2 separate regions of the Homo sapiens genome follow, and region 2 is linked to region 1. A link is a contact called in ENCODE Hi-C data. All regions are on one chromosome and are shown on one strand. The core of a region is the stretch at or near the end of the contact, and the rest is flanking DNA. Distances in the headings are between cores, read along the strand shown. Region 1 holds the start of LHFPL1 (LHFPL tetraspan subfamily member 1). Region 2 has its middle 130 kb from the start of XACT.

Region 1 (6,443 bases), core at 3,426-5,925:
CAGCCATAAAAAATGATGAGTTCATGTCCTTTGTAGGGACATGGATGAAGCTGGAAACCATGATTCTGAGCAAACTATCGCAAGGACAAAAAACCAAACACCGCATGTTCTCACTCATAGGTGGGAATTGAACAATGAGAACACTTGGACACAGGGTGGGGAACATCACAGACCAGGGTCTCTTGTGGGCTACGGGGAGGGAGGAGGGATAGCATTAGGAGATATACCTAATGTAAATGAAGAGTTAATGGGTGCAGCACACCAACATGGCACATGTATACATATGTAACAAACCTGCACATTGTGCACATGTACCCTAGAACTTAAAGTATAATAATAAAAAAAGAGTTTTGTATTAACATCTTGATGGAAATTTTCACTAAATCTGTTTTCATTTATTTAATTATTTATTTTGAGATGGAATCTCACTCTGTCGCCCAGGCTGGAGTGCAGTGATGTGATCTCGGCTCACTGCAACCTCCACCTCCCAGGTTCAAATGATTCTCCTTCCTCAGCCTCCCGAGTAGCTGGGATTGCAGGTGCCCACCAGCATGCCCAGCCAATTTTTGTACTTTTAGTAGAGATGGGGTTTCAACATGTTGGCTAAACTAGTCTCAAACTCCTGACCTCAAGTGATCCACCTGCCTCGGCCTCCCCAAGTGCTGGAATTACAAGCATGAGCTACCGCGCCTGGCCACTAAATCTGTTTGTATTGGTACATAATACATGTACATATTTTCAGAGCACAAATGATAATTTGATACATTCATATAATGTGTAAAGATTAAATCAGGGTAATTGGAACATCTATTGCCTTAAATAATTCTCTTTTCTTTATCTTAGGAACATTTGAATTATTCTCTGCTAGCTATTTGGAAGTGTACAATAGATTAATGTTAACTATAGTCACCATACTGATCTATCACACACTAGGTCTTATTCTAACTGTATATTTATACCCATTGGCCAACCTGTACTCATCCTCCTTCCCCGCTGGTTTCCGAGGCCTCTGGTAATCATCAATCTACTCTCTATCTTCCTAAATCTGTTTTTTTAAAGTTTACTTAAACATAAATATGCTTACAGAAAGATACTCATAGTAGTGTGAATATAATGCAATTTAGTTTAACTTACCCTATTCAATTTGGACCCAAAATTTGGTACATGATTTTAGTTAAAAAAAGGATTTGCAATCTGTTTTATTTTCATCTACTATAAATATAATAAAAATCCTCCCTCAAAAGCTGTTAAAGCAGGCAGCAAGATCCATGAGCAAATTTATTTTTGGTTTACTTCTGAATAATACACAAATTGCACTGCAAAAGCTTAAAAGTTGGTGCAGCAAAATATTTTTGAAATGCATTTTAAAATATATTTTGAAACATATTGTGTAGTGGAGAGAAGCCTATGTGTAACATATGAAACAACTATAACAGCAATCCCATTTTTGTTAATATTGTGTGTAGCTTATAAATCTACACAGACCAAGATAGAAGTAACTTCTTGAATCCGAGTTCCAGTGGTATGCTGAAGCTGGCTTGTAGCAGCTTCTAAGAATCGATTGTGTGTATCTCTTCCCAATTCTACTTTTACTGATGTCAAGCTGGTAGCTTGAAATTGGCTGTGATGGGAGTATTTATACTATGGCAATCAGCAGATGCCACAAATCAGGGCTCTTTTGCAGCCCTCCACCTCCCACCTCCTGAAGCCAGTTACTAAATGTTTACCAACACACCACATCACTGCTTAACACTATCAGTTCATCCTTCGAGGTCAAAAAGGAAACTCAACAAAAGAGTTATTGGTTCTCATTTTTATATACTAAAGAAATATAAGTTTCATCTCTAGGTTTTCAATCTATAACTGAAACTATAGTTTAGGCAAGGAGTACCTTCCATATCCAATCTGTATTGGTGACAGGTCATGGAGTTCACATGGTTTTAAATTTGCAAACACATATATACAAATTTCCCGAAGTTCAAGGGCAATGGGATTCTAGAAATGATTTTTTTTACAAAATAAATGCTTCTGTCTTGGAAGACTAGAACAGAACATACTAATAAGAGAAGAAGACGCTCTGACAAAAGAGGAAAAAATAACTTAAAATATGTTGGAAAACAACATCAACAGAGGTTCAAAGGATAATTAACAGAAAAATATATTTTCATAAAACTACCAAATGTTTGGCTTAGCTGAATTCCTGTGTGTTGCTAACTCACAGGGAATAGATTTTAACTAGTGTGGGTTAACTGGCACCTTAACAAAGCTGACAGCAAGCAGCATTTATTTTTATTTCACAATTTTCCCTTCCTTTCCAACCTCTTTCTCCTCGTAATCAACACAATGTCTCTACTATAATATACTGATGTGTGTTTAACCAGGGGTCAACATCTTTTCTCCGTAAAGAGTCACTTAGTAAATATTTTTAGGCTTTGTGGACCATAAGATCTCTGTCACAACTACTCAACTCTGCAAGTGTAGCATGAAAGCAGCCATAGATGATACATAAGTGAATAAACAGTGGGAGTGTGCCAATAAAACTTTACAAAAACAGACAGCCTACTGGATTTGGCATGCACAGTCTCCGGCTTGCTGACCCCTTGTCTAGACTGCAAAATGCTGTGGGGGTGTTCATCTCATTTGGGAAATGCTATTGTATACAACAGTGTTTGGCAAATGAAGGATGGGGATGGGGGTATATATCAGAATCACCTGTTACCCATATCTTACCCTTGCAGAATCTCTTATTCCAGACTGATTGAAGGCAGGATTTAGGTATTCCCTAGTTTCCTTTCCAATACCCATTTTAGCACCATCCTGTCCCCTAAATACATTACAAGAAGTGTTCCTTTCTCAAGCCTTTCCACATAATCTTACGAAAGCAAGGCTGAAGAGCATTTTTAATTGAAAACATATCAAGAGCCACAAGATGCAAGCAATTTTTTTCTGAGAGAGCGTTCAACTGTTAAGAACAGGAAATAAAATTTTGTCCAATAAATTAGATTATTATTTATTATACACTTAAGTGTCTATAGAGAAAAGAGGATAAAAGAGGAAAGTAAAATGGTATTCTTCTTAGAGTTTCAAATAATGATAGGTTCCCCAAATGACAGGTGTAGTCACTAAGCAAAGGGCAATATTTACTGCTGTGCATAGAGTGGGGATCATCTATTTTTTATATGTCAACATTTTCAGCCGTATCTCACACAGTTACTACGTGTCAGTTAATATTAACCTATATTTAATGAAGGAGGGCCTAACATTTCTTTTTACATAATCCTATGTCTGAAGCAATGGTTCTTAAGGGAATGACAGCTGGGAGGTTATAAAACTTAGTTGGGGGGCTTACACTGCCAAAAGTCTAACATTCCACCTAAGGAGTCATCTGTGCTTCCCCCAGAAACATGATGGCCTCAGTAAGCCATGATTACAGATGGGAATGGATTTATCACTGTGTTGTAGAACAAAACGGTAAAAATTGCTGATGGAAAGTTGCTAGATAGACAAATACATGCATGAATATAGGATCATATCACTGATAAAAGGCAGGACACAGGTGGTATACACAGAAGGCAGGAGAAACTTTGTAAGTTCATTAAATAATCACGGTACAATTAATATGTTAATTTACGGTCATATTTTGAATTATTGCCACAACATGCTAGAAAATAGGCCTAATCACCTTTGTAGCATTCTGGTGAGGGAACTGGGCCATCAGAGAAGCATGGATACTTTGGATCAGTCCAGTGTGCTCTGTTAATGTAACCATTCTTCCTTCTAAATCATTTGGATTTGTTCAGCAAAGTTCCCCATTCACAGGCCATCTAGGAGGGGAAAAGAGACATGTACGAAAATAATAATAATAATAATGATACTAGGTAGAAGATAATAAGTTTCCCCAAATATGAAGTGTCAGGGACATTCACAGGTGGGAAATATGACATCGGGTTGGAGTAGAACATCAGGCAAAGCTCCATTCATCTCCAGACCACTCAGCTCTTTTCCCAAGCAGAGTAGCAGTTATTAGTGCACTGGGATAAATTAAACACTGACTTTTGATTGTATTATTACTATAAAAATATATTAGTTATTCCTTTCAATGTATGATTTCCACAAATTCTGAAATGTAAGCTCATTACATCTTGGAGCCAAAGATTGCTCTGCTGGAGCATCTTCCCCATCAGGCAATGGAAATCAGTTTGGGGAGAAGAGGTTGTTCTGTCTTATTCTATTTAGGCATGTGTTCTCTCAGTCACTTCTAGCCACATGGGTCTGCTACCTACCATGGTAGAGATTATCTAGGGCATTGGAGGAAAATTAGAGAAAATCTCTGTTCCTCAGCAGGCTTTTGGGCAGCAAGTGAGGAAGTAAGATAACGCAGTTCAAGCGCGGGCATGCCTGCGCGCATGCGCGCGCGCTCGCGCGGACACACATACACACACACGCGCGCGCGCGCGCGCGCGCGCACACACACACACACACACACAGAGCTGCTTTGTCCGCTGTGAGGTTGGAGGTTTGGGGACTCTGTGCCCACTAAGCTACTTTCTATTTCAAGTGCCTGTATGTCTGAGGCTGGGTTTGAAGCCTCCAGCGTGTTTGGAGTTAATCCCCATTAGGTTGGACTCCGCCCCTTTCTCCCAAAGGTAAAGCAAGGTTTTCAGGCATCACTGCAAAGGGCAGCTAGTATTCCCATCCTTGTCTAACAAGCTGTAAGGAGAAGTTGTTTCTGAGATCTGAGCCTGAAGAGAGGGAACAAGTCAGTCAGCCTTCGTGGTCAGAAGGTAAATATGCAACTTGGGCCAAATGCAATTCAAACAGCTGGATAAGAAACTGCTTTGCTCTCCCCTTGCTCAGCCCCCCCTTCTCCCCTTCCTTTCTCAGGTTTCCTGTCCTTTCATCTCAAAGCTCAGAGAAGCCGTTTTCTACCCGAGGGCAGCCTGGTGCTTTTTTATTTCTTCATAGTCCGTTGTTTGCACAGAGGCTAAGATGAATCAGGGCTGGATTCCTATTTCATATTGACAAGATTTGAGGACCTAAGGGTTAAGTGCTAGTTGGTTTCCCCAGGGGAGTTGGTAACCTGAGGAGATGAAGTGCCTGTTTCTGGGAGTGGAGAGAGTGATTTTGTTATGACCTGTCTATACAAGTAAAAATGGATCCGGTTTGCTAATGTGGTAGGTTGATCTCCTGGATTTGCCTAAATCTAAGGGGTTATGCGACGGAAATGGGGTAATGAAGTTAAACTGAAATGCAAATATTGAGGCCTCTCAGGCTGGAAATAAAAGAATGCATCCATTTGGTAAATATTTATGAGTTCCTACTATGTGCCAAGGCATGACAATTTCCAGAAGAACCTGAAATACTTAAACTATAAATCCATTCTTGCAAAGAACACTTGGCCAAGTGGTTTCATTTTGTGGTGGGGAACTGAAAATAGAATGAAGCCTAGGGGTGAGGAAAAATCACCCATGGAGTGGTTGTGGGGAGAGAAAGGGGAAAGGAGAGATGTTCTAAATCTTAGGTGGTTTCAAGTCTTTTCCATTACTTATGAGAGAATAGGGTCTTTTCTGGTAGAAAGGGAGAGAATTGATACCTACTCTGGTGTTAGGTATAGTGCAGATGTTTCACTTGAATTTTATGCTTAATCATTTCCATTTTATAAATGAAACCAAAACTCAGAGGTTTTAAGTGATCTTTTTATGTGCATATAGCCTGTAAGGGGCAGACCTCAGGACTCTGTCTCTGATCTGATTCCAAAATTGTGACTTTTCCACTAAAACAGTATTCCTCAATCATTAGTTCCCATTAGAATAAATTGAGGATTTTTAACAATATGAATTCCCATAAATTCGAATTCAGTGAATCAAGGAGGGGGTGACATAGTCTGCATTTTGAACAAGCATTGAAAGTGATTCTGAACAAGCATTGAAAGTGATTCTGTTGAGACAAACATTCTTGATATACCATGCTGCCTCTCAACTTCTCTGAAGTGATTGGAAAAGCAATCAGCCCATCTTCTTCCCATATGGGCCAGATTCACTCAATAGAAGTGGTCAGCTGTGGTGACATTTTATTCCCAGCTTATACAATGGAGTGGAGAGACTAATGGGCAACAATAACAGGGCTGGGGTTTAGGGCTTAACAATGTCTTGCCAGGGATCTTGATAGGGGTAGTTTCTAACCAGCTGAGAGTGTGAGATAGAACTCGTAGCCAACCAGCTTATCACTGAAGATGATGGCACCTGTCTAGCCAGAATAAGAACTGAGATGAAGATCTCTCATTGGTACCTCACTTTTAAAATCATAGGATAGATGGGGAGCTCAAGGAGCAGCATCTTGGGGAGAGGGAAGGAGAGAGAAGCTCATATGAAATTTGGGGAGGTTATTCCAGTTCCTACCTTTCCAGTCTCAAACTCTGGAGAAAGGAAATAGCCCAGGGCCTG
Region 2 (5,935 bases), core at 1,844-4,343, 1.1 Mb before region 1:
TAAAATGTGAAATAAATGAGTTAGACTTTATATGTGTTCCCAAATACGTTCCACAGGTGTTATACAGATGTGATACACTTGCACAATAATGGTTTGATGGGTAAATATTTTTGAAAATTTGACTTTAACAAATGAAACAGTTTATTTACAGGTTAACATGTCAGAACACTTAATGTATTTACATGTACTGTAAAACTCTAAAAAGGAGTTGAAAACGAAGTGTTTTACATACTTACTTGACCACACACTTTTTTTTGAGGGATATTTGATTTACTTAATCCTTTGCAGAACGTAGGACTAAGTGATTTTTTAAGCTATTCTATCTAACTCCAAAATGCTTTGAGATCTATAGTGCCTAGCCAAGGTGACTAAGAAAGAGGTGAAACAATTAAGTAGGTATAAAATGGAAGAGACAGGGAAACATTCAGTTTGGGGATTAAGAGGTCTTATGTGCCTTGGTTCACAAATGAAAGCACTTGTTGACATGATGATGGAATTATAAAGTCCTCCAGAATATGTAGTAAGTAACTTTACAAGAGACATAAACATAAAGCATTGGGAGTCTGAATTTGCAGCTCAGTGTCAGCCAGGTAGCTTATCTTGCCGCATGTTTATTGTGGTTTAAAATTGCTGTCTTTAGTTTTGAAAATTCATAATCATGAGACCTTCTTGCACTGCTTCTCCATCAAATATTACTTTTTTTTTCTTTTTTCTGTGGTTTGGTTATACATTTAGAACTCCAATTGAGTGCAATGGGTTGACTAGTACACCAGGTTCCCTACTTTCCTTATTGCTTTTTATCCTTAGTCTTTTTTGTCACACCATGTTCCTTTGCCCCACTCCATTTCTGGCTCATTGTCTGATTGCAAGCAAATCACTTAATCTTTCAGCAGATCAGTTCCTCTGTGTATAGAACCAGGATGATATGGTTACCTCCTGCCCAACTTGGATGGATGGTATAAGGATTAATGGAGTGAACCATTGAAAAGAAGTTGTAATCCCTAAGGGAGGGGAATCCTAGAAGTAGAATCCATTGTCCTCATTATTATGTTTCAGTTTTGTTGCAGAATAAGCCAGCATCCACATTTTTACAACCAGAAATCTTAGCACACAGGTGGGAACTGTAATTATTTAAAAATTGCAAGTGTTGAAACGTAGTTTAGCTATTTTTTCCATGGAATCACAAAATTGTAGTTCCAAAAATTGTCTCCACACATATGTGCCTCTTTTATAGAGTTCCTAAATGTGTTCATGAACTGTGTTTTTGAAGATGTTTCTCTCCAATTTGTTGAAATGATGGAGAGGCTATTTTACAATTACGTTATGTTGTCAGGCCTTAGTGTTAAGTGAATCAATACTGACATCGATCTTTTTTCTCTAAGACAGGAAGAGACATTATGTGCAACTAAAGTTAGGTAGAAATTCTGAGTCTAAGCTATTGGTGTTACTTTGGCATAATGTGAAAATCAAATAAAATCCTTGATATTTGTGATAGGTGCCCTCCTAGGGAAAGAGAGGAAAGCTGTTTGGGGTTTTCATGTCTGTTTATAAATTGGAGTAGTGAAATAGACCAAAAGAAAAAAAAAAATCTTGGTTGGTTCATGGATCTAGAAGAGCAGATTTGGAATTTGTGAAAAGATGTTTTAATTGTGGGACTTTTAATAATAGATTCATTCATTCCAAAATATTTATTTAGTACTTACTGTGTGTCATCATCTATGAATTTTAAATAGCACCATTGCTATTTCAGCACCTAATACCACTTTGTTGGGATTATTCAATGATTGTCAAGTTAATTTAAATTGGTAATGAACAAAAACAGGTTGTGCAACAGAAGATATCTTGCTTAATTTTCTTGTTTTAGGACGTTCATTCTGTTTAGAAACAGAAGAAAGGAGGCCGATGGTATGAAATGTTAAAAATGCAATTAAATGCCAGGCGCGGGGGCTCACGCCTGTAATCCCAGCACTTTGGGAGGCCGAGGTGGGCGGATCACGAGGTCAGGAGATGGAGACCATCCTGCCTAACACGGTGAAACCCCGTCTCTACTAAAAATACAAAAAATTAGCCAGGCATGGTGGCGGGCACCTGTAGTCCCAGCTACTCAGGAGGCTGAGGCAGGAGAATGGTGTGAACCCAGGAGGTGGAGCTTGCAGTGAGCCGAGATAGTGCCACTGCACTCCATCCTGGGGACAGAGAGAGACTCCGTCTCAAAAAAAAAAAAAAAAAAAAGCAATTAAATGACATTAGAAAATACTATGTTGGCACATGCAAATCATAGAGACTATTTCATGTTATATATAAGGCATGTTTGTATTGCCAGGGCACAATATCTCTGTCAAGAAATTCCAGGCAAAACCAAAGTCAATTAAGCATACCTCCAAACTTCGGAATTTACTGCCATCCTGTTGCCAATTTTTCATGTTATTTTGTTCATAGAATATTGGCTACAAAATATTTTGAGACATAACCTTTAAAATATTTGTTCTTCTCAATTAATATTATTGAACACATTAGAGAGCTTTTTGACAAATAAATAAGTAATACAACAAAGAGATGGTATTTACAATACATTTTGGGTACTTTTCAATGGTTTCCATGGCAATAGCATCATTGCCCTCAGTCTAATCACTGAGTTATTATGTTTGTCTTCAGATCTTTTCTTTATTCTCAAGTTGGCAGCTCTGACTTAGAGCAAGTGCACTTTTTACTTGTCATTAAGCACACTGTAATAATTATCAGTCTGGTTTATTGTTGGATAGTTCCACCTACCTTTATGTAACTTTGTGAGTGAAAGATAAGAAAGAAACAGGAAGTTGAGTGACCAGATTTCCTCTGGGTAATTACAATATCTCTCTGTGTGTGACTTAGAAAACACATTTAAAAATATTTTCCCAAAGAATTTTCCTTTTGCAGGTAGTCGGGGGTGGGTTCTAGTTTCTTCTTACCTAGGGATAGGCCTAGCAGAAGATGGCTGTGCACTTTTTCATTTTGCCAAATTCATCTTGGCCAAATGTTTTCTTTCCTGTAGCTATTTTGTAGTTTGAATTGCCTTCATCTATAATTAGCTTTCTCATATCCTGTTTCTCTAATCAGGTTCTTTATGGGTCCTGAAACACAGCTGGTATCCCCTGAGGGCTGATAGAGGCAGTGAGAGAATTAAAAAGTTACAAAGGGAATAATGGGATAAATACAACTTTCTGACTGTATTAAGTACTATTGGATTTATAAATCATGGATCACTATTTCTCTCATAAGAACAAGTATAGGAAGGTAGTGTACAGGTGTTTCCTTGAATGTTCTTATGTAAGAATTTCTTGTGGAATTTTAGTGATGTCCTTATTACACAACTTTATTATAACCTAATGAATTCTTTTGACATTTTTTCCCTTTTATTCCACCATTATTTTGAGCTCTTCTTACAGGTCACGGCTTTTCTACTAGTACTGGCTTTGTAATGGAAACATGGAGTTCACTGGGTGGCTCAGTAGTGGAGTTTGAAATAGAATAAAAAGAAAATTAGTTTAGATTTAGCAATGTGTGAACCTGGTATGTAAATCTTGAGTATCTGGACACTCACCTGTGTTAACTTATTTTGGTAAGGAAAGCCTAGGTCGGCTGCTGATACCAAATCTGAGTTCAGATAAATAGAACATAGACATTAATAAATAAAAAGAAATAGAAAAATAAACAAGCTCAGTGTTACATAGAAGTAAAATATGCTGTGATTTAAAGGATACTAGGAATGTGTCCCTGACTCCAAATGTCTTTTTGTACCATTTTAGTTGCTCCAATAATATTTATTAGCAATGATTAGGTTTTATCATTACTTGTCCAGTAATTCTCTTTAGCTAAAAATTTCCTTTGAACAGCACATCAGTGATTTTTTGGAATGGATGAGTTTATCAGACTATTTATTATCACAGATGTAGCTGAGGGAACATGAGGATACTGAATGGCTAGAGACAAAAAGGATGTTTTTAGCAGGAGAAAAGGAGTGTCTATGGTACAATACCTATTTTGCACGTTCGCTTGACACACACTCTTTAACCTTCAACTTTCTTCCCAAAGCTTATACTGTAGTACTTGTTCAGAGCTTTATGAGTATTTCTAAGATGATTATAGGCCAAATAAGAGACAATGTGGAAGTCTGGAAATTCTGCATACCTTGAACAGTTATGAATTTGTTCATTTTTATTCTAGATTTACATGAAGAATTCATAGGAGTGTGTAACTTGGTGATGCCTTCAGTGAAGTTGCTGATTGTCGTATTTGCCTCTTATGTCCCAATGGTCAAAACAAATGTATAACATGCCTATTCTAAAGGATTCAACAGGTGTTTTATTGGTTCTGATAGCTGGAGTCCACCTGGTGCAGCAAACAAACCCCAAATTCCAATTTCTGTTTCCATATTTTTGACATTCATTTAATGCTTAACAAGACAAACTTTTACTCCTTTATATCCAAAAAACTGAGACATGATGGCTTAACACCATTATTTCACATTCCAGAGTATAAACCCCTTAGCTTTCCATTTGCTTTCATAATTAAATCAGAATAGCACATCACTTATATAAGGTAGTCTTTCAAATATCAATGACAGCTTTTTAAGACTGTAATGTCTTCAGAAGTGAACTTTTATAAGGAAACATCTGCCAATATTTTAGCCAAGTCTCAGCTATAATCTTGATCAATCAGATCTGTTGAAGTATGATAAGTACCTAAGTGTATCAGAGGGTAAGTGGACATTTCAGCAAAGTTTTGATTGGTCAATAATGTATTCAGGAACTTAAGAAGATTTTAAGATTCATTAAATCTTCAAAATGGTCCTTTCAAACAGACAGAGTATACTTTCTGAGATGGGCATGAATTAACAGATACACAGAATTAACCTTTTATGAAGAAAATTTCTCTAGGTATATATATTGAATAATTTATTTTTGGTAGTAATTATGCAACTAATGAATTATTCTTTGCAATCACAAATGCTAAAACTAGTAAGAAGCAAATGAATAACTTATAGGCCATTGAACCTAGTCTTCAAGGCTCAAAGAGGATCTACCCATAAAAAAGACAATGGGAGCTTTAGTGCTACATGTTCCAGAAATTTAGGAAGTATGAGGTTCTGTGGATGCAACAATCATCTCAATGTAAATGTTTTAACACCTTGATCTCATCTTACCGTGTGAAATGATGAAGTTACTACAGAAAAAGAAAGATACTTACAACCTCTACTTGGACTAATTCAAACCAGTGTGAACACTTTAGAGGATGCTTCTATTTGTCCCAAATAGGGAGAGATTGGAATTTAGAAATCTTATTAAGGGTTTCACTAAATTCACAAAGTGGAGAGGGATAAAGTTTAATGTATTAATTAGGGCTAGATCAAGAAATCAGAGCCACTCTATATATGGAAAGTATGAAAGTTTTAGTTGGGGGAATTGAAAGTTATTCAACATTTGAAAGGAAAAAACAGGCGGAGCAAAGGTCAAGGAAGCCACAGCCAGTGAATTCAGCCTTCAGCATTGAAGCAGGTGGTTCTCCTAAGGTCATCCCAAAGCCACAGCAAATCCCAGGAACATTTAGAAGATTCCCTAACTATTTCAATCTGCAGCAGTGAAGTGAGCGGGTCTCAAGAATGTCCCTTGAAGCTGCTGTGAATGCCAGAAATGTTTGGAGGACTCTAACCAACTATAACTATACAAGTATGATATACAAAACAGGGATGTCGGTGATTCTTAAGAAGTTCCTTCAAACGTCATGTCTGCCCACTTGTCTGACTGCAGTTGTTTCCAGAGAGTAATGACCCCTCCTTCTCTTCTGTTTCCCATATTCTGTATGTCTTTCATTGGCAAATTTTAACATGAGGAAGGATACTCTGGGAAATGTGGTTCTCAGCTGCTTCACTGTATTGCATAGGAGACTATGAGGGTGG

What was found. Hi-C counts contacts between places; a loop is a spot of excess contacts on that map. Pooled maps may share reads with other maps.
Region 2: a map with no recorded cell type shows a loop between it and region 1 (5-fold over the local background). The contact joins the enhancer-like site here to the promoter of LHFPL1 in region 1. A Hi-C loop is called at or near these places in 8 of 37 single-sample maps with no recorded cell type and 4 of 50 pooled maps.

The regions. Positions count from the first base shown.
Region 1 is chrX:112,678,170-112,684,612 of GRCh38, reverse strand. LHFPL1 (LHFPL tetraspan subfamily member 1) reads left to right here and starts at 4,675. Exons shown (of 4, transcript NM_178175.4): 1 at 4,675-4,784.
Region 2 is chrX:113,744,634-113,750,568 of GRCh38, reverse strand. No RefSeq gene overlaps it. Among named protein-coding and RNA genes, the nearest start is that of XACT, 130 kb to the right of the region's middle. Within about 2 kb of position 3,093, at least 2 of the 41 ENCODE cell types and tissues checked have a DNase peak (open chromatin) inside an H3K27ac peak, as active enhancers do.